Linked DNA regions of Mus musculus: region 2 is linked to region 1. A link is a loop called in an ENCODE intact Hi-C map of the cell type or tissue named here. Cell type or tissue: heart. All regions are shown on one strand. Each heading gives the region's core, and the rest is flanking DNA. Links, peaks and the distances in the headings are about the cores only. Region 1 has its middle 47 kb from the start of Gm31225. Region 2 has its middle 240 kb from the start of Gm39256.

Region 1 (9,456 bases), core at 904-8,903:
CTCACACATCACCATTCCATTGAGACCATCTTTTTTTTTTTTTTTTCCCTCCCAGGGATTATGTTTGTTACTGATAGTTTGAGGGCTCAGAAAACAGAAAAGGCACAAGCAGTGCAGGCCAGATAGGCAAGCACAGAGGTTCAGCCTCTTTGGGCTTGCTAAATGCCTGGTTTGTTTCCCCCTTTGAGAGTGACCTGCAAAGAAGAGACTCTGCCTCTAGTTTTCTCAGGCCTAAAATAAGAGGATTAAATGAGATGATGTGTGTAGAAACCTGGGAATAAATAATAGTAGAGAAGGGAGAGGCTGGGTCTTGGTGATCAAGAGATGTTGGGCCAGGTCACTTTGTAGCTTTTCTCCCGGGTGGGGACCGCCCCAGGGAGGCCTACCTTGGGATTAGCTGGTCTGTGCTCAGCTCTGCAGTCACTTCACACACAGCTCTGAATCGGCTTGGCTGAGTCATGAGTGCAGGGCAGGTCATGATCTCCATGACAGAGCAGATTGCATTGTGCTCTGTGCCAGGCATTGTGTTAGTGACTAGGGGTGGCAGGGGTGTGGAAGGAGAGGAAGAAGGAGGCAACGCCATCTCTGCTATGGCTTTGGAACTGAGGAGTGGGGACAGATGCACATGCTAACTGATCGTTTAACCACCCAGCAATGAATCCTGGAGTAGTCCATGGTAAATACTCAGAATGCTCTCTGAGCACATGATAAGACTCAATGTGTCTTGATTACTAGGATGGTCAATATAATTATTATTGCTAAACATTGGGATGGGTTTTGGGGGGGATGTCTTTTTATGCCTGGAAGCACAGAGAAAACTTTACAAAAAACAAGGGAGCCATTTGAATCTTGCAAAGATGTGATGTCATCGGTTTTGAGTAGGGGACTGGATTCAACTGGTTGGAGAAACTTGTCCAGGAGGCTCGGTGTGACTGTTTGTTCCATGTGGGGGTAACCATGGTCAAGCAAGAAATGAGGGTGTATGTGTCAGTAGACAACTTGCAGACATTGGCTTTCTCCTTCTGCTATGTGGGTCCCAAGGATTGAATCAACTCCGTCATAGGATTTCCTGACCTTTACACTTGTACTATGGTATGTACATGTCATGTACACACACACACACACACACCCACACACACACACACACACACACACACGACTCTGTGTTGTGATCTATGTGATGGATGCCGTAAAGTTACACCAGGTCTCACATGGGAGGGCTACTGGGGAAGGGGTATAGAGAGGCTGTCTCTGGGTGAGGGTGGGGGGGGGAGAAGAAAAAAGCAGGAAGAGGAAGGACTGGCCTTTTAAAGGGGGTGTGGCAAATGCCCAGTGGGAGGATGTGGTGACAGTGGGAATGTGTGGCATTTTGGCAGCTAGTGATGATGTATCCTGCTGTCACTGGGTCCCTGGGGTAGACAGTAGAGATGCTTGGTTGCTAACACTCTGACATCCACTATGGAGTAGACTGTGTCCGAGTCTGTGATTCTCCAGTGTGGACACTAGGACTGGTATTGACACCCACTGTTAATCAGCTGAGAAGGATCCGCACAAGGAAGCATCCAGTGAGTAGACTCCTAGAACAGAATGTCTATAAACAAGATTCTCGGTGTTACTGTCAACGGTGCTGGGTACAAAGCTTAGACTGTAAAGTCTCAGGTCATAGTGGTCACCTGCAGTGGGAGGAGTCATGGGGAATATTAATCTTCTCATCTGTATTCCAGTCAGTAGGGAAGAGGCTATGGTGCCTCCAGCCAGCACACAAAGGCTGCTGCATGACAACCTGGGTTTCACCATGCCTCCCCGAGCTTGAAGAAAAGGCTGGGGCACCTCCAGATGGTAACTGGAAAGCTGGGCTGTCTCTAACAAAGGTGGTCAGGGGTTCTCATGCAAATAAGTCACTCACTGTCTCTAGAGTGCTGGAGGAGGTTTATCCCTGGGCCGGGGGCTATAAACTGGGCCCTAAGGCACCAGAATGCTGTGGTATGCACAGAGACACATGACCTGGAAGCTCTCATCCAGCTCCTCGAGGGAGATTTGGTTTCTCCCTTTCTGAACATTCTCATCTACCAGTGCTCTGTCTGCATGATGATGTCTCTTGGAGGGAAGTGAGCTGCATCAAGTTAGTCAGTCATCTCTTTGTGGACATGCTTGCAACCACAGACATGATAGTAATAACGGGTTGTCACAGGATGCTTGCTAAATAGTTATGTCTCACCTCACTAATGCAGAATTTGGTTACAATCTGCTGTGTTCACAGCGTAGAAAACTGAGGTTGAGCAAGATCATATAAAGCAGTGATTCGCAACCTGCCTGGCGCTGTGACCCTTGAACACAGTTCTTCATGCTATGCTGACGCCCAACCATAACATCATTTCATTGATGCTTCACAACTGTAATTTTGCTACTGTTGCAAGTTGTAATGTAAATATTTGATATGCAGGATATCTGAGACTTGAACCCAGGCTGGCACTTTTGGCCCACAGGTTGAAAGCCATTGATCTAAAGGCAACTACATTAGTTAGTTTCCTGGTGCTGTGATAAAAGCAACCCGGCAAAGCAACTTAAAGGAGAAAGGGTTTACTTTTGGCTTACAGTTCCAGGGGATACAGTTCATCAGGGTGGGTCACATGGCATCAGGCAGGGATGGCACAGTGGCAGTAGCCAGAAGCTGGCTGGTCACATTTCATATACACTCAGGAACAGAGAGAGAAAACTAGCAGGTCCCAGTGACTGACTTCCCATAGTGACTGTGCCTCCTAACGGTTCTATAACCTTCTCAATTGGCTTTACTACCTGGAACCAACTGTTCAAATATGTTAGCCTTTCGGGACACTTCACATTCAAACCAACAACATTCCTAAGTGCTAGGGGTGAACATGCAATCCTGGCCCATCTAGTTCTAAAACCCAGGTGTGTGACCAATAGATGCCTTCTATCATGGGATATTCTATAAGGAACCGGTACTATGAAATCTTCCATATTTCATCTTACTGAGCTCCATCATATGCAGTGAGAGAATCAGAGCTTGATAAGTTATTTCAGTGTGTGTGTGTGTGTGTGTGTATGTACATGTATCCTCTTGTCTATGTGCATGCATACACCTACATAGGCAAGCAGAGGCCAGAGAAGAGCCTCTATCATTCTTTACCTTATTCCTTTGTTCCTAATAAGATCTCTCACTGAATCTAGAGCTCAGCTAGGTCAGCAAAGCCCCTGTCCCCAGCAACACTGGGGTTGTAGGTGTATGTGGTGCCACACTTTGGTTCTTCATTTATGTCTTGGGACCTGAACTCAAGACCTCCTGATGGCCCTGAAATCACTCTCACACTTTGAGTCATCTCTCCAGCCCCATGATTTCCATGTTTTTTTTCTTTTGGGATGAGAACACAGTGTAAAATTGCTGTGCTAAGTAATGGAGATGCCAGCAAACAGGGATGTACATCAAGGATCGTAGTGAAAAGCTTGCTCCGGGGATTCTGTGGCATGATACGTGGTAACCACATTTTAGGTCCTGGTCAGGTGCTGAGTCCTCTGTACTCTGTGGCAGGCACTGAAGGAACCTTGTCTTCTGATACAAGGGTATCCCTGCTGTGTACCCTCTGGCTGATGACTGACTTTTTGCTAATCCTTATTTGATTACAAAAATGCCAAGGACGAATTCAGTGGTTTGCAACATGTCTCTTGTCCCCAGTTATATGATCTTGCCCCTCTCCCCCCATTTATGAGAAGTGTGGTTCATAACAGTGCCAGAAGGAGTGCATCATAGGAAGTAGACTTCAGGGCACAGGAACACGATGTCCAATGGATGGTTCCATGTGTATGTTGCCCACTGACAGGTGGAGGTGGTAGGAGTGACCTGAGGGGAGAGATGGCAGGACATGGTTTAGTTTCCCTTGGAGGCATGACTGGCTGTGTGGGAGGTTTTCTTTCAAGGTTTTCATCCATAGGCGGATGCTTCAGATGGGTCCACTTTGGGATGCTAGGTTGACTCTCTTGCGCATGTGGTCACTCTTTTCTTTGTTTTTTTAACCCTACTTCAATAAATTAACTCCAATGGTACCCACAGAGAGTGTGGGATGTCTCTTATGGAGAGAGAGAGAGACAGAGAGACAGAGAGATATATAGGAGGAAAGACAGGAAGAAGAAAGAGGGGAGAGGGGAGACAGAAAGAGAGATAGAGAATCCCTAATCATCTGATAGGCTATCACAAGTAGACTCCTTTTTCTCTAGCTTGCAAAATCTATCCAGGGCTTTAGCCTTATTTCATGCATGGTCAGCAAAAAAATCTATACAGTGGAGAGCAACCTGCTTTCCCCTTTTTGACTGGAGGGGGCTCAGGAGACCCTGCAGGAAGCCCAGGGTCCAGCCCGGAGCTCTGGAGGAAACACATATTGCCAGCATTCAACAGGCGGCGCTCTTTGCCTAGGTGTCAGAAGCCAAGTCCTGATGCCTGCCTACTGCAGCTGAGTAAGCCGGATGCTCATCTGAAAACGAAAGGTTGCTCCCTTCCCTGGAGTGGGGGCTGACTCATCCTGCTCCTGCACACTGTTTGGAGCCCTGTAGGTTCTACCCTGAGAAACCAGCAAAGGTGAGCCCTTGGCCTTAATCTCTGGAGGCACCCCAAGTTCCTCAGTCAGCCTCAGATGGGGAGTCCAGGCCCTCCCGCAGGGCTCTCCTGCTAGGGGGCTGTCTTGAAAACAAGAGCTAGAGAAATTTCTGGGAACCTGGGTGAACACTCCAACGGAGAGGAGAATAATGAATATTTCATGGAGGTGGCTGGAGTTATTAAACAACATTACACGCGGAGCGTGTTGGCAGGGATCTGAGCCACATTTACATGAGTAAAAATAGTGAGAAAAGAGACCCAGAGCTGGGGCAGTGTAAAGGAAATCCCAGCAGAGCTCGGATGGAAGCAGCTTTCAGCCCCTCCAGGTTCAGGTGAAGGCCTCACTCTGTACCCTCTGACCCCATCTCCAGGAACGTTCCATTCCACAGTCAGGGTGTGGATAAGTAAGAGCTGAGAGCTGACAAAGTCCCTAGGGACTTTGATTCTCACACTGCACAGTATGTGTGTGTGTGCGTGTGTGCATGTGTGTGTGTGTGTGTGTGTGTGTGTGTGTGTGTTTATGTCTGTGTGTGGAGCAGGGTGTGTGTATATGAGTGGCATGTGTGTGTGTTTGTGGTGTGTGTAGTGTGCATATGTATGTGTGTGTTTGTGGTGTGTATAATATGTATATGTTTGTGGAGTGTGTGTGATGTGGGATGTGTGTATGTGTATGAGTGGTATGTGTGCTTGCGGTGTGTGTATTGTGTGTGTGTATGTGTGTTTGTGGTGTGTATGGTATGTGTGTTTATGTGTGTGTTTGTGGGGTGTGTGTGTGGTGTGTGTATGTGTGTGAGTAGTGTGTGTGTTTGTGGTGTATGTGTTGTGTGTGTGTATGTGTGTGTTTGTGGTGTGTGTAGTATGTGTGTGTTTGTGGTATGTATGTGTATCTGTGTGTGTGTCTGTGAGTGTATAGGCCCTTAGGTAACACTTTCCTTGTCTTAGGGAACCTTGAGGGTTAGAAGGGGCTTAGAATCAGGCCTACCTCAGGGATCTGTCCTGGAGTCTCAGATGTCTGAGTCAGAGGGAGTCAACACTGCAGGAAGACTGTATGCTTTGGACTAGAGTGAGGTGGCTACACTGGGGCTCTATGACCCCTGAGGCCACCCGTAGCTGAGCTATTCCCAGACCTTGTCTCTGATGGACAAGAAGAATCAAAGGCCTCTTTGTTTATCCTCTGCCCCAAGCTCTGAGAATTTTGTCCCTGCCTCTTGACCTTCCCTCTTGTAGTACGTACTCACAAGAGGCATGGAAGAGGGAACTCTTGGAAGAAAGCAAAGATGTAGGGAACTAGAATCAGAGAAAGCCTGGACCATCTTTGAGCCCCTGGGTGAGCAGCTTAATTACACTGGGCCTCTGTTCTCTTGCATCCTGTGAACACTAATCGAAGGGATGTCTGTTAAGTGGCAGGCACCATGACCCATGTCTGGTATGCAGTCTGTGCTCAGTGAATATTTGAATCTTCTTTTCTTTCCACTCTCCCAACCTGCCCAGTGCCATGATTCTTTTACAAGGTCGATTCTTCTTGGAAAGAAGGGGGAGAGAGAAGGAGAAACTGTGACCAGTGAGTCCAAGACTGAGCTATGTGTATGTTGCCTGTTCTCTCTCTCTCTCTCTCTCTCTCTCTCTTTCTCTCTCTCTCTCTCTCTCTCTCTCTCTCTCTCTCTCTCTCTCTCTCTCTCTCTCTCTCTCTCTCTCTCTCTCTCTCTCTCTGTACCTTGAACTCCTCTTATATCATTCCTGTGGTGCTATCAGCTTCTTAATTACTCAAATGACCCTCTGCAACCAAGAATGTGGAGAGGCAGACATTGTGTCTGTTGGGCTCACTGTGAAATCCCAGCTACTAAAATAAGCTCAGTAAGTCTCCATGGATGGATTCATGGATGGATGGATGGATGGATGGATGGATGGATAGATGGGTATGAGCCATTGGTTGAGTGGAAGAATGGATGGATGAGTGGATGGATGGATAGATGGATGGATGGATGGATGGATGGATGGATGGATGGATGGATGGGTAGATGGCCATATTGAGAGATGGATAGACTGAAGGTTGGTAGAAGGCTGACTGGATGGATATACACATGGATAGATAGATAGATTGATGGATCTTGGGCAGTTAGAGATTCAGTTCAGGTGTTTTCAGTTTTACTACTTTATCTCACACAGAATGTTTTTAGGAAGAGTGTCTTTGTTTTAAACCCTCTGGTTTCACCATCTTGGATAAGCAGGAGAAATACCCATAGCTTGCCCACCAGGCATATAAGGGCCACTGTGTATCCCCATGTCCACAAGGAACCACTCCCTAGAACTTTTCTTTCTCCCTGAACATCTGGGAGGGGTGGGAAAAAAAACCTCTTGGTCAAGGGTAGATGCCAAATTCAGTCCCTTATTACTAGGCTTGGCATCCATGTCCCTTGAGATGAGGACTGCTTTGGGTCTCTGGAATGACGGGGGGGGGGGTTGTTTATTTGGGTTGTTTTGTTTTTTGCTTGTTTTGATGCTAATGTGAAGGAGGGGAACCAAAACTCAGGCTGCTGACGCTAGGTCTCTCAGAATATGGTTTTTCTCTGCAGTGTTTGTGGGGAGCAGGTGGTTCAAAAGGACAAATGATGTCTATTACAAGGAACCGTGTAGCTTGTCAGAGTCAAGGTCCCAGCTAAGAGGGCAGGGTTCAGAAAGTAAGGAGCAGAGCTGGGGCATGGGATCCGTGCCAGATAATCTCCAGTACTTATCAACATCACGTTTCACCTATAAACCAACTGTGTATTTCAACTTGAAACCATCAAAAGCATAAAGGGAACTTCAACCTCCTGTACCCAAAGGGAGCAGACTCTTGTGTCCTCCACCCCTTCTGCCGTGAGTCTGTGTTTCCTTCCTTGCAGGTGCCATCAGCCCACTCCTCACGTTCACACCATTCTATACAAGTTCTAGGAGCAGAATCAGATCAGTGCAGACCATAGAGGCTTTATGATAGAGAGACTCAGCGGCACTGGCAGCTGACCCCTGCCTGTGGTCAGAAGTACTGTGTACGTTTATAGAAATGAAGCTACTTTCATAGAGTAAAGGGCTCCCTCAGTAAGAGTGTGGGGATGATTGCTCAAGTACAACCAATTGACTACAAGAAACTTCCATAAACAGAGAGAAGCTGGGCATGGTGGTTCATGCCTATACTCCTAGAAAGGGGAGACTGGGGCGAGAAGATCTAAAGTTCAGACTTATAAGCCAGCCTGGGCTACAGAGCCAGACCATGCCAAATCAAACCCAAATAAAAAAGACACCTCTAATAATGGACAGAAGGTAGAAAGGACAATGGAGAAGGTAAAAGCAGGAGGGCTCACGCTGGCAGCACTGGGCAAGTCTCTTAGGGGTTTTGATGGTGTCCTTGTTTTGTGGCTACTGTGATGAAACTCAGTCTCATATGAGTCCTGGATATCTTTTTAAAATACAATTATTTTTCACATTGATTGATACTTAATACTTGTACCAATTTCTGGGGCACAGAGTCAAACTCAGGTTGTGGGCACGGTAAGTATGCCATGATCAGGTCAGAATGATGGTGTACTCATCAATTTGGGGACACACACACACAACACACACACACACACACACACACACACACACACACACGCACACACACACCATTTATTTATGCAAAGACTATTCACACTCTTCTCTGATAGCTGTTTTGAAATGAGTTGTTATTAACTATAGCTCTGTGCTGTGTAGAGCATCAGAAGGTATCCATACAATAGCACTCCTTCCTCCCTCTCTACTCTGCCTTCAGATGTGTCCTGCAGCTCTTAGACTCCAGCTAGGTTGCAGACTCTTCGAGGAAGAATTTAGAGATTCAAGTATTCATCTGAATCCTTTTGCTATGTGTCTGCTCCACACAACTCTGGAAATCATACCATTATTTGATTTATGAGTTACCTTTTCCTCCAAAAAAAAAAAAAAAGTGTTAAACATCACAATGAAGGAGTCTCTCTTTGTATTATCCACTTCTCTTTTGAGAACATGCAATAGAGCCTATTATTTATTGAATGGATTCATGCACATGAGGAAGGAGAGCTGGAGAGAGAAAAAGAAGAGAGGGAAGAGGAATGGAAAGAGGGAACAGAAACTGGGTGTGGCTGACTTTCTTCAGAAAAGGTATTTATTTATAGGCTACTACAAATAGGCTAAGCAGTCAGAGGTGGTCCCAAGCCAATATGACTTGTTTGTATCTCTCCTAATGTCCCAAGTCTTAGTCTTCATGGACATTGAGCTATGGTGCCTGGAGCCCAGGATATCGATATTACTTATTGCTGGAGATCTTCTGTCTTGTGATGGGTTCCTTTCTTCCATCCCTTCATCACATACTTTCTTGGTCAGACTGTGACCCAGCAAGGCAGTGCTCAGCAACCATTCACAGCCATTCTTGGAGGATGACCTCACCATATATAATGGAACCTTTACATTCACCCCAGCCACTGTTCCACTTCTGTGGTCATGCCTATTCTCCAACAACACCACAAACAAGACTCCCAGCTAAGACCACAAAGAGAAGAAGGTATAAGAAGGGAGAAAAATCTAGAAAGCAAGACATACACTAGAAAGTTCCCAAGAAGCTCAAGGCCACTGTATCTTGGCTCACTGCTAAGTGAATATGTAACTACTTTATATATTTCAACAAAATTAAACTTAAACCTACAGAATTAGGTTTATTAATTTCTGCCAGGGCTCAATGGGGGAATAAGAATGGCCATTCATTATGGACACACAATTACTAAAGACAAAAATGAAGCCCAGAACTATTAAGTATAATAAAAATGTTGAACACTAAGGAAATTTTCATTAAATATAATCTA
Region 2 (9,456 bases), core at 644-8,643, 740 kb after region 1:
AGTCCATGCAAAGTCTCTTCACCACGTAGAAAAGACAGATGTCCCCAGTGAAGGCGCAGAGTCACTGAACTTGATGTCACCCTTTAACCCTTTATTGTTGGAGTATGCTGATCCCAATGTTCCAAGTCACAAGTTCCCCGGGTTCCATAACCCCTCTTGATTGTTCTGAAGGGAGGTTACTGCTTGGGTAATACCTGGCTCAATTCTTCTAGCTTCAGAGACCGAGGGGAGTCACATTGCTATTGCTTTAGCTATGGTACCTTTATCTGTTGCTCAGCTGCCCCTATCCATTCATATAGCATGCACATGATATCATTGCATGGTGAGATAAGTATGTGTGAGTCCTTGTATCCATTACCTTTTGCATTGCTCTGGGAAAAAAAAAAACAGTTGAGGAAAAGTAGGGTTTATTTTAGTTCAACAATTGAAGGTCTACCATATCAGGGAGACATGGGGACAGGAACATAAGGCAGCCGCTGGTCCCACCGACTGCATCAGTGGTCAGGAATCAGAGAGGAAGTTGGCACTCAGCTCACTTCCCCCTCTTTAGCCATCTCATTTCATTGAACTGATACTTCCCACAGTTAGAATGGAGCCCTTCTCCTCAGTTAAATTTCTCTGAAGCCAGAAGTAAAACCACATCTAATCAAATTGATGTGAAGATAGACCATTCTACCCCTCGGAGTGGGAGAATAGGTTTAGGCGGTATGGAAGACTGAATGAGAATACTCTGTATAGGTACTTGTGTTTGAATGTTTGGTCCCTGGTTGGATGGAACTATTTGGGAAGGATGAGGAGATATGGTTTTGATGGAGGAGGTTTGTCACTAAGGATGGGCTTTGGGGGTCTCCAAAGCTCATGCCATTCCCAGTTAGCTCACTCTGCATGGTGCTTGTGGATCAGATGTAAGTTCTTAGCTGCCGCTCTATCCCCATGCCTGCCTGTCTGTTGCTATGCTCCTTGCCATGATGGTCATGGACTCTAACCCTCTGAACCTGTAAGCCCTAAATAAATGCTTTCTTTTATAAGTCACTATTGCCTTGTCAATTACCAGTATCTTATCCTAGAAGTAGAAAGACAATTGAGATGTAATTGGCCCCAAGCTGAACCTTGTTTCTTGATTTGCTTGTAGAACCTCAGAGTTACCAAAGCTATTAGAATATGAGCCTGTCTCACAGACTCTTGTGAACATATTTGCAAAATTATTGTTGTTAATAGTTTTGTACTTTGATTTGCAATTCTTATATGCGTAGGCTGCCAAGTCTTTTTGACCCTCGGAGGCTGCTGAAGTCCCCTTCTCCAGGACAACTAAAAAATAAGGCTGCTTAGAAAAGTTCTACTTAGAGCCAGACTCAGAAAGACAAATATTAGCTTTTTATTTCTCACATTTGGAATCTAGGCTTAAATAAAAAATAGCAGGGAGACTCTTTAGAGAGAAGAAGGGGGCTGATAATAAGTGGAGGGGAGAGCAAGAAATGGAAAAGAAAGACAGGTACCCCATGTTTCTCACAAGGTTCCCCAAAACAAACCAGAGTCCCATCCATCAAATGTCACAATGGGGAACCAATGAGTTTATTAGGGCTACTTACAGGGCATGAGGGATGAGGGATGGGCAGAAGTGTGGGTGACCTAGAGCATTCTCGCTGGAAGGTCTGCACCTAGCATGGCTTCCTCACAGATTTGTCAGTGGAGCACCCTTCCTTTAGTCCTCCCAGACTATATCCCCCTTAGCTTCTCCAGAAGATGGCACGGAATTAGGGAAGTTTTGAACAAAGTTGGCTGGGAGAGGTGCCTGGATACTCAGAGGAGGGTCTCAAGACCTTCTCAAGCCCCTCCCTCTAAGAGGGGACACTCATCAACTATCAGTAAGTCCAGCTAGATGTTTCTTCTTTCTTTCCTTCTTTCTTTCTTTCTTTCTTTCTTTCTTTCTTTCTTTCTTCCTTTCTTTCTTTCTTTCTTCCTTTCTTTTTTTCTTTTCTTTCTTTTTTTTCTTTTTTTTTTTCTTTTGAACAGGCCCAGCTGAATTCATGAAGGTCATGGTAGTTTGGCTCATAAGATAATCCTGTATGACAGTCTATCTATCTATCTATCTATCTATCTATCTATCTATCTATCTATCTATCTATCTGTCATCTATCTATTTATATTAGGATATATGTTTTGTCCATAGTGCACACATTCACACACACACACACACACACACACACACACAAACACACAGATGATAGGAGATGAATGCAAACAAAATACAATAACATCTATGTATAAAATTATCCTAACAAAAACTTAAAACATGCAATTAGAAAACAAATGTAAAATATAATTTATAGAGCAACTTCCACCACTTCTAGCATGGAAGGTCACACATGCCTAGTCAGCTAGGTTAACCTTTTTTGGATTTTCTTCAGTGTAATTTTCTCCCTGATCAATGAAAGCCAAAAATCACTGTTGGTTAACAGAGCAGCTTAAGACAACTTCAGGGTCTTCCTGTGGCCTCATCACTGGCAACATCACAGCATCATCTTCAGATGAACTGCCCTACAGTGAAAGGATGGCAGAGTCTACTAAGCCTCTATTTCACAGCCAAGTCTTTGACCACCCCTGAGGCCCCTACAGCATCCTGAGTGAGCCTTTTCTTTATAACATTTTCCAAATCAGTGTGATTTAGGTGACCTTCACATGAAGATGGCACTGGAATTCCCCCACATTGTCCCATGCTCTGGCTCGACAAAAGGCAGGTCTTCACAGGGGTTTTGGGTGCAAAAGTCCAGAGTCTTTCTAAGAATGGGGGAGAGCCTGAGGCAGCCACGGGATGCTAATATCAGAGACAGAGGTGAGGGTGCCTAATCCCAAAGAGGCTGTGCTTGTGGGATGGGGGGAGGGGAGACAGAGCCTGCAGGACATGGCCTTCTAGACTCACGTTTGAGATCTAAGGCTGAGCTACTCCCTTTCCAAATGTTCATCTTCCTATACCTAAGGTTCTAGCCACAGCAGGTATCTACATTGTCTCTGGCCCCTGTCCTGACTCAAAGAGCAAATCCCCAGAGTGTGTTTGTCGAAGACGTGCTGAGCTCTGTACATGTTCCTCTCTAAAGAAGGAGCCTCTTTGAGATGATGATCGCATTTCCTCCTACCTGAGATGGCCATTGCTTTCATTCTTGCATCTCTCAAGAGGATAGCAGGACTCACGGAGACACAGACAGACAGACCAAAGGGGGGAAAATACAGGTACACAGGACCCAGCCTATGGATATAAGGGTATGCATGAGAAAAGTAGAAAAAGTAGTTCTTAATTCTACCAGTTTCTTCATACTTGGGGGCTCTTCTCTCTAAAAGGTTGCTAGAATCAGACCAGGCATGGTGGCATGTTCCTCTAATGTGAGCACTTAGGAGACAGGTGTATGAGAATGGCTGCGTAGTGGAGGCCAGCCTCCTGTCCCCCCAAATACAAAATACAGCATACATTGATACAGATATTAGTACCCCAGAGAGCAAATTAGACATAAGAATTAAATATCAACTCTATTCCAAATTCACAGCATATACCCCTGAAAATAAAAAGCACACTGTATCCTCCATACACACATTTCTGGAGTCTGGAACAGGATCGCAAATTTCAGATTCTCCCTGTTTCAGCTTGCTGCTTCTGGTAGCCTTATTCCCAGGCAAGAGAGCTAGGGTCTACTTTCATCTCTATATACACTTTCAAAGGAGCTGGTCCTAAGACCTACAGTTGCTAATGGCCGACACGTGGGGCAGGTAGAAGACAGGAAGACATGAGGTTACCCTCTGTCCCACGGGCAGCATGCTTCCTTTTGGGGTAGTTTAGAGAGTTTCCTTAGTGCTTAAATGATGGCGAGAGCAAAGCTCAGGTTTTGAAATGTTGGGGTCCTTCTACCCACAGATCCCAAGCCCTCCACTGCCTCGCTCTAAGGAAAAAGCACAGTTGCAGGAGCCCCCTTGCTTCCGAAGGACTTTGAAAGTCAGCAGCCTCTATTTTCTGAACCGAAGGCTCTACTAGAGTGCTTAGGGGAAAGAAAAAGCTGATGGGAACTCAAGCCAGAGGCTTTGCAAGAGAGAAATCTTGGAAAGTTTTGCTTATTTCTTTTCCTCTCTCTCCTCCAGCAAAGCACAAAGATTTTCACTTCCTGTAAGAAGGTAGCATTGATTTAAAACAACAAAACAAAACAAAAAAACCCCACCATTTTTCAGTTTCAGAAAAATAACAAAAGAATCACAAGCCTGCACCTAAAGGATGCCTGAGTGTTTCTTGTCCTCACGAGAGGCACAGCTACACCTGGCCTCTGGACTGAGAATGCCAATCAGCTGGTACCCTCATTTCTCACTTTTGCCTCTGAACCCAAATGGGCAGCATCGGGACAGCTCTGCCTGCTCCTAATTAACCGTTTCATTTCCCTACGAATGGAAAAGAGATGTTCCTTAGTATGGGGCTGCAGCCCCACAAAGTTTACAAGCCCAGACTGCATTTAAGAACAGCATGAAGATATTCTCCTTCTGGACCAGGCCTGTGGACAGGGCTCTGGGGCTGCATTCTCAGCTGATGCCCTTCCAAATTGATTCACAAATGCTCTTCCCCTCTTTCCACACCAACACAGCACATTCTGTGGGCCAGAATGTCTTAGCTAGTCAGTCTCCTAATTGTTGAATTGAGTAATGGTCATATTTATGCATACTTATGCACTTCTGTCAAATTACAACAACAACAACAACAACAAAAGTCACCTCCAGTTTCAAAGATGGAGACATAGAAGTGTAAGATCACTTCCATCTGGTCACACAGCAAAGACCAATTGATTTTGTAGTGCCTGTACTGTTTCTAAAACCATCACCTATTTTAACCCTGTAGAAGGTACAGGTAACCCCCTGTTTCCCTCTGTATTAGTGGAGATGAAAAAGATAGCACTGATCATCAAGGGTGAAATGACACGTGAGGTTTCACTCTATAGCGATGCAATGGGAAGTCGAACGTTTCTGAGGATCACTGGCCACTACCATAAGCTGGAAGAGACAAAGATGGGTTCTCTACTGGAGTCTCCTTCAGTTCAGATATCTGGTATCAGACATGGGAAAGAATAGATTCCTGCTATTTTGAGCTCCACTGTCTGTGCTCATTTATCAAGGAGACCCTAGGAAAATATTGAGAAACTGTACTCCTTTCTACCAGAGTGTTACTGTCACCACTGTAATGACCCTCATTCCACAGGGACCTAGGACTGGGACCACAGAGCAGCTCCCTCTGCTGGAAGAGATAGGCGAGTCAGGAATTGTTCTGCTAAAGATCATGCCCTCCACTTGGACGTACCCAACGTTGCCTGGTTTGGGTACTATCCAGACTTTTTAAAGGCTTCTTTTACAGCTACACGTACATTTGTCCTTTTTGATGCTTTCCCAAGCTTCCTCCAGCTTGTGTAATGTAGACTTCTCCCCAGGGAAATATTTCAAGAGACGGAAAGACGGAGAAATGGCGGCTCTGGAACGGTGGGTAAACATTAGCTCCTTTCACAGCCTGGCTTTCTCAGATGACGAATCTGTGGTCAGGCCCCCAAATCCCAAGGAGGCCTGCTTCAAACATTCATTTAGACCAGTCCAAAGGGTCAAGGACCTGCTATATAAAAAGTCCCTAAATGTACACAGATGATGGGACTTGCACGCTGGCACAGACATTCTAAAAGTGGCTTGGGGTTAGGCTGTGGTCCATTTCAAATTTATTTTTTTAGCCAAGACAGGGTTTCCAAACTGGTCTGTGTTTCAACTCTTCACCATGGTCCTCCACCACCCTTTGTCTTCCTGTAGAAGATAGAAGTTTAAAAATCAATCTGTGAGTACATTGGTGGTGGTATCTCCCAAGTCAAAAAGGCAGAAAGAGAAGCCAGGCTTGGCAGTAGTGTAGCTGACCCAAAGTCTAGATTGTCCAAGGGAATCTCAGAATGAACTCATGTCCACTGAAGAGCTCTGGTGTGACAGGCTATAGTCTCCAAGGAGAAAGAAGCAGAGTGAAGGGAGGAGAGGAAGACAGAGAGAGAGAGAGAGAGAGAGAGAGAGAGAGAGAGAGAGAGAGAGAGTAGAAGGAGAGATGTGGGTCACCAACCTTGTATCCATAACAGATCCACTCAAGGTGACTAATCCAGTCCCATGTTAACAACCTTAATCACCCAAAGAGCAAAGCCTTCATGATCTAATTGCCTCTCATTAAACCCTATTCCCTAACCTTGTTGCACTGTGGATTCAGCCCTGACTCCTGATTTGGGGAGGGGACATCGCATCAAGCCAGTGTCCTCCCCTCAGTGCATTGGGAAGGGTTGCCTGCTAACACATCAGCTTCAGTCCAATGGCACCCAATAGGAGCTCTGACGTCCAAAAAATATAAAGTAGGGCTGAGAAGATGGCTCAGTGGGCAAAATGCGTATTGCACCAGCACGAAGAACTAAATTTGGGTCCCCCAAATCCACGTGAAAATCTGCATATGGTGGCTCTTGCTCTAGCACAGGAAGGGCTGAGACACCTGGGTCCCCAGTGCTCAGTGGCCAGTCTGTGGTGAGCATTAGGTTCAGTGACAATTCCTGTCTCAAACAAGTGAGATGAAGAAGAACTGGCATCAGTTTTTGGCCTCCACATTCACATCCATGCATGGGCACACCACACACACACACACACACACACACACACATACACACACACAGAGAGATACACATAGAGACAGACACACACAGAGATGTGCACATGCACACCCACATGCACACTGTAAAGTACTAAGTTGTATCTTTTGGGGCCACCAAACACATGGTGCTTGGTCTTCCCAGCAACAGGACTCATCACCAGGGAAGACTGGGATGCAGAGCCCCATGCTGCTATGAGAAAGTCAGGCTGACTCTTGCCTTTCTCAGCATCCTGTGGATAGATGCTGGGGTCTTTGCAGGAGCCAATGGGCTGCACTGTACCCTGGCAGGAGTTAAAACAGTAGCAAGTTCCCAAGGAGTTGAGAAGAGGATTTAAGGATCTAAATGTCTGATTAAATGTATCTTATGACCCTCCACAAAACAACACCAGCATACAAGAGTTCCTACTTGGGGTAGATTTTCACATGTTACTGCCAGTAAATCCAGAAGACTGAAGTTTTAAAATCTGCCGTCTTTCTTACATTTATGTTTGTTGATTTAGGCCTTTGAAACATTTTGGGTTACATGAAACTCAGGAGGAAAGAGGGCCCTGAAATAACCAAAGCTCAGAGCCTCTGATCAGACTTTGGCAGGGAGTCAGTGTCAGGAGTTGGCCAATAAACAGCAAGGCCAAAAGAAGGGAATCAGAGAGAGACAGCAAGCAGAAACTAACCTGAGTTACATGAGACTTTGTAATATGTACACACACACACACACACACACTCACACTCACACAAACACATACACACAATCATACACACAGACACACACATATACATGCACACAAACACATACATACATATATACGCACAAACATTATATAAGAGATAAACAGATGAACAATTAAGAGGGAAAAAATTAATGTGTGAATGAATGATACACTATTTGGAGGAATGAATGAATGAATGATTTAACTCTAAGCCTCAGGTTTTCATGTATTTGGGACTCCCCTGATGCTATAACCTTCCCATGTCTACCCCAAACTCCGGAAGTTCTATGGTGGGTGTGGCTATGTGGTCACAGGTGACAAATGTCCTACTTGGAACAGCGCTGTGGTCTGGTCCTTAGCGAGGTGGTGTGATCAGCACCTCCCTCCACTGAAGCAGTTGGCAGTGGGAACCGCACACACCAGGCCTCAGGGAGTGGTGGGTTGCAGGGAGCTGGCTGACACTCCCATTCTCTGTCTGTTACTCTTGGGCTGGGATGCAGAGGGACTTAGGTTTCTGCCCTGTTTCATGTGGCGCCTTTTAGAATCAGAATCCACTTGAAGTGGTTTGGGCTTTTCTGCTTTCCCGCCTGGTGTTCGCTGCAGAGAAACACCTACAAACGCGCACTGTGCTGCTCAACGCCTCTGTCCCCCGGTGAGTTCAGAAGAGTCCCACAGGCCACATCAAGATGAACATCTATCATCAGAGACGCCCCGGTGGGGCCCTGCCTGCCAGTCACTCAAAAGGGTTTTCTTCTACCTCCATTAAACACCCTCTCCAACACTGGCTCACACGTGTTCCCTGTCTGGGAGAACAAGCCACCCTTGTTTGACTGAAAAGACGTGTTTGGGGCTGCTGAAAGGTAGAATAACCTCTGCTTGATTTTACATCCCATATGGACCCTGATTTCCTTTGCAGTCAGTGACTCCATCCTACAGGTGACAACCTGGTCACCTTCCTGGAACTTACCTAAGAAACAGAGAAAGTTCCTTGGCTAGCCATCGGTATTTTTTTCCCCTGGGGTCTCCCTAAAAGCTTCTTGACCCCATTATGGACAACATTATGAAAGAAAACGGTCCCTCATAAGAAGGAAGACTGCTGGATATCTGTCTCAAGCAAGATCCCCAGAGATGCCCCTATCAGCTTCAGGTGTTTGATTGAAAATGACTTACTGACCTTAACCAGCCAGATGTATATTTATTGATGGTTCCTTACCAATATTAATGATGCATTTTGATCAATATCAGCAGAGCGGTGTGTAAGTGATAAAACCCACAATTGGACATCATTTTAATGCTATAGTTATTCAGGCTGTGACCACTGCTGACATCTACCTAGTTAGTGAGAGCAAAAAACCTGGGAGGCGAAGACAAGTTAATTTTCATATTTTACAGCTCAGGGGATGGTTGGCTGACATGTACAGAGTGACTGGACACTTCTGTTGCATCAGAGCAGCTTGCTTACAAACTCTGAGATTTAAAGGTATTTATGTGCCTGCGGGATGGTATCGTAGAAATGTCATGGGACAGTTGCTGTTGAGACTATTGGTCTTCTGACGTCTCTACTCCCATATTTCTAAGTGGAAAAGCAAGCACCTGGGGCTCTGATAGGATTTTCCCTTCACTGCCTAGCTCCCATCCCAGTATGTGTGTGTGTGTGTGTGTGTGTGTGTGTGTGTGTGTGTGTGTGTATGCATGTGTGTAGGGAGCTGATAGGGGTGGGACTGATCTGGAACCTTCCAAGTCATACTCTTTGGGGTCACTAATGAATAGCAGAAGGTCGCCTTCCAAGCCACCGAGAACTCTTTTCCTGTTTCTCTTTTCTCCATCACGAATACATTGGTTCTTGAGAGCTGGTTGAGCTATGGAGCTCCTGCACGTAAATTTAGAATTATGCCCAGAGGAAGCCAACGCCCACCTGATGCAATGGAAGGCCTGTAGTAAAACCCTTCCCTCCGGGGCTGGTCTACAAAAGACTGGCAGGAGTGATGCTAAATTCCCAGCCCCCTTCCTTTTAGAAAAGGAAACTAAGACCCCAACATAGGTACTGGTTGCCCCCCCCAAGGCTGTAGG

Evidence for each region. Hi-C counts contacts between places; a loop is a spot of excess contacts. Peaks named below come from ENCODE experiments on the same cell type or tissue, not always from the same donor. Only the 100,000 strongest peaks of a DNase experiment are listed, where the experiment ranks them.
Region 2: it touches region 1 in a loop (3.0-fold over the local background); 2 of 42 quality-filtered maps call a loop at or near these places.

Annotation. Positions count from the first base shown.
Region 1 is chr8:116,139,413-116,148,868 of GRCm38, reverse strand. No RefSeq gene overlaps it. Among named protein-coding and RNA genes, the nearest start is that of Gm31225, 47 kb to the left of the region's middle. In heart, for the core only: a CTCF peak has its summit at 4,403; a DNase peak (open chromatin) is centred at 4,478; H3K27me3 peaks cover 405 bases.
Region 2 is chr8:115,398,810-115,408,265 of GRCm38, reverse strand. No RefSeq gene overlaps it. Among named protein-coding and RNA genes, the nearest start is that of Gm39256, 240 kb to the left of the region's middle. In heart, for the core only: a CTCF peak has its summit at 5,258 (motif pointing left); no DNase peak of the experiment used is centred there; H3K27me3 peaks cover 1,078 bases.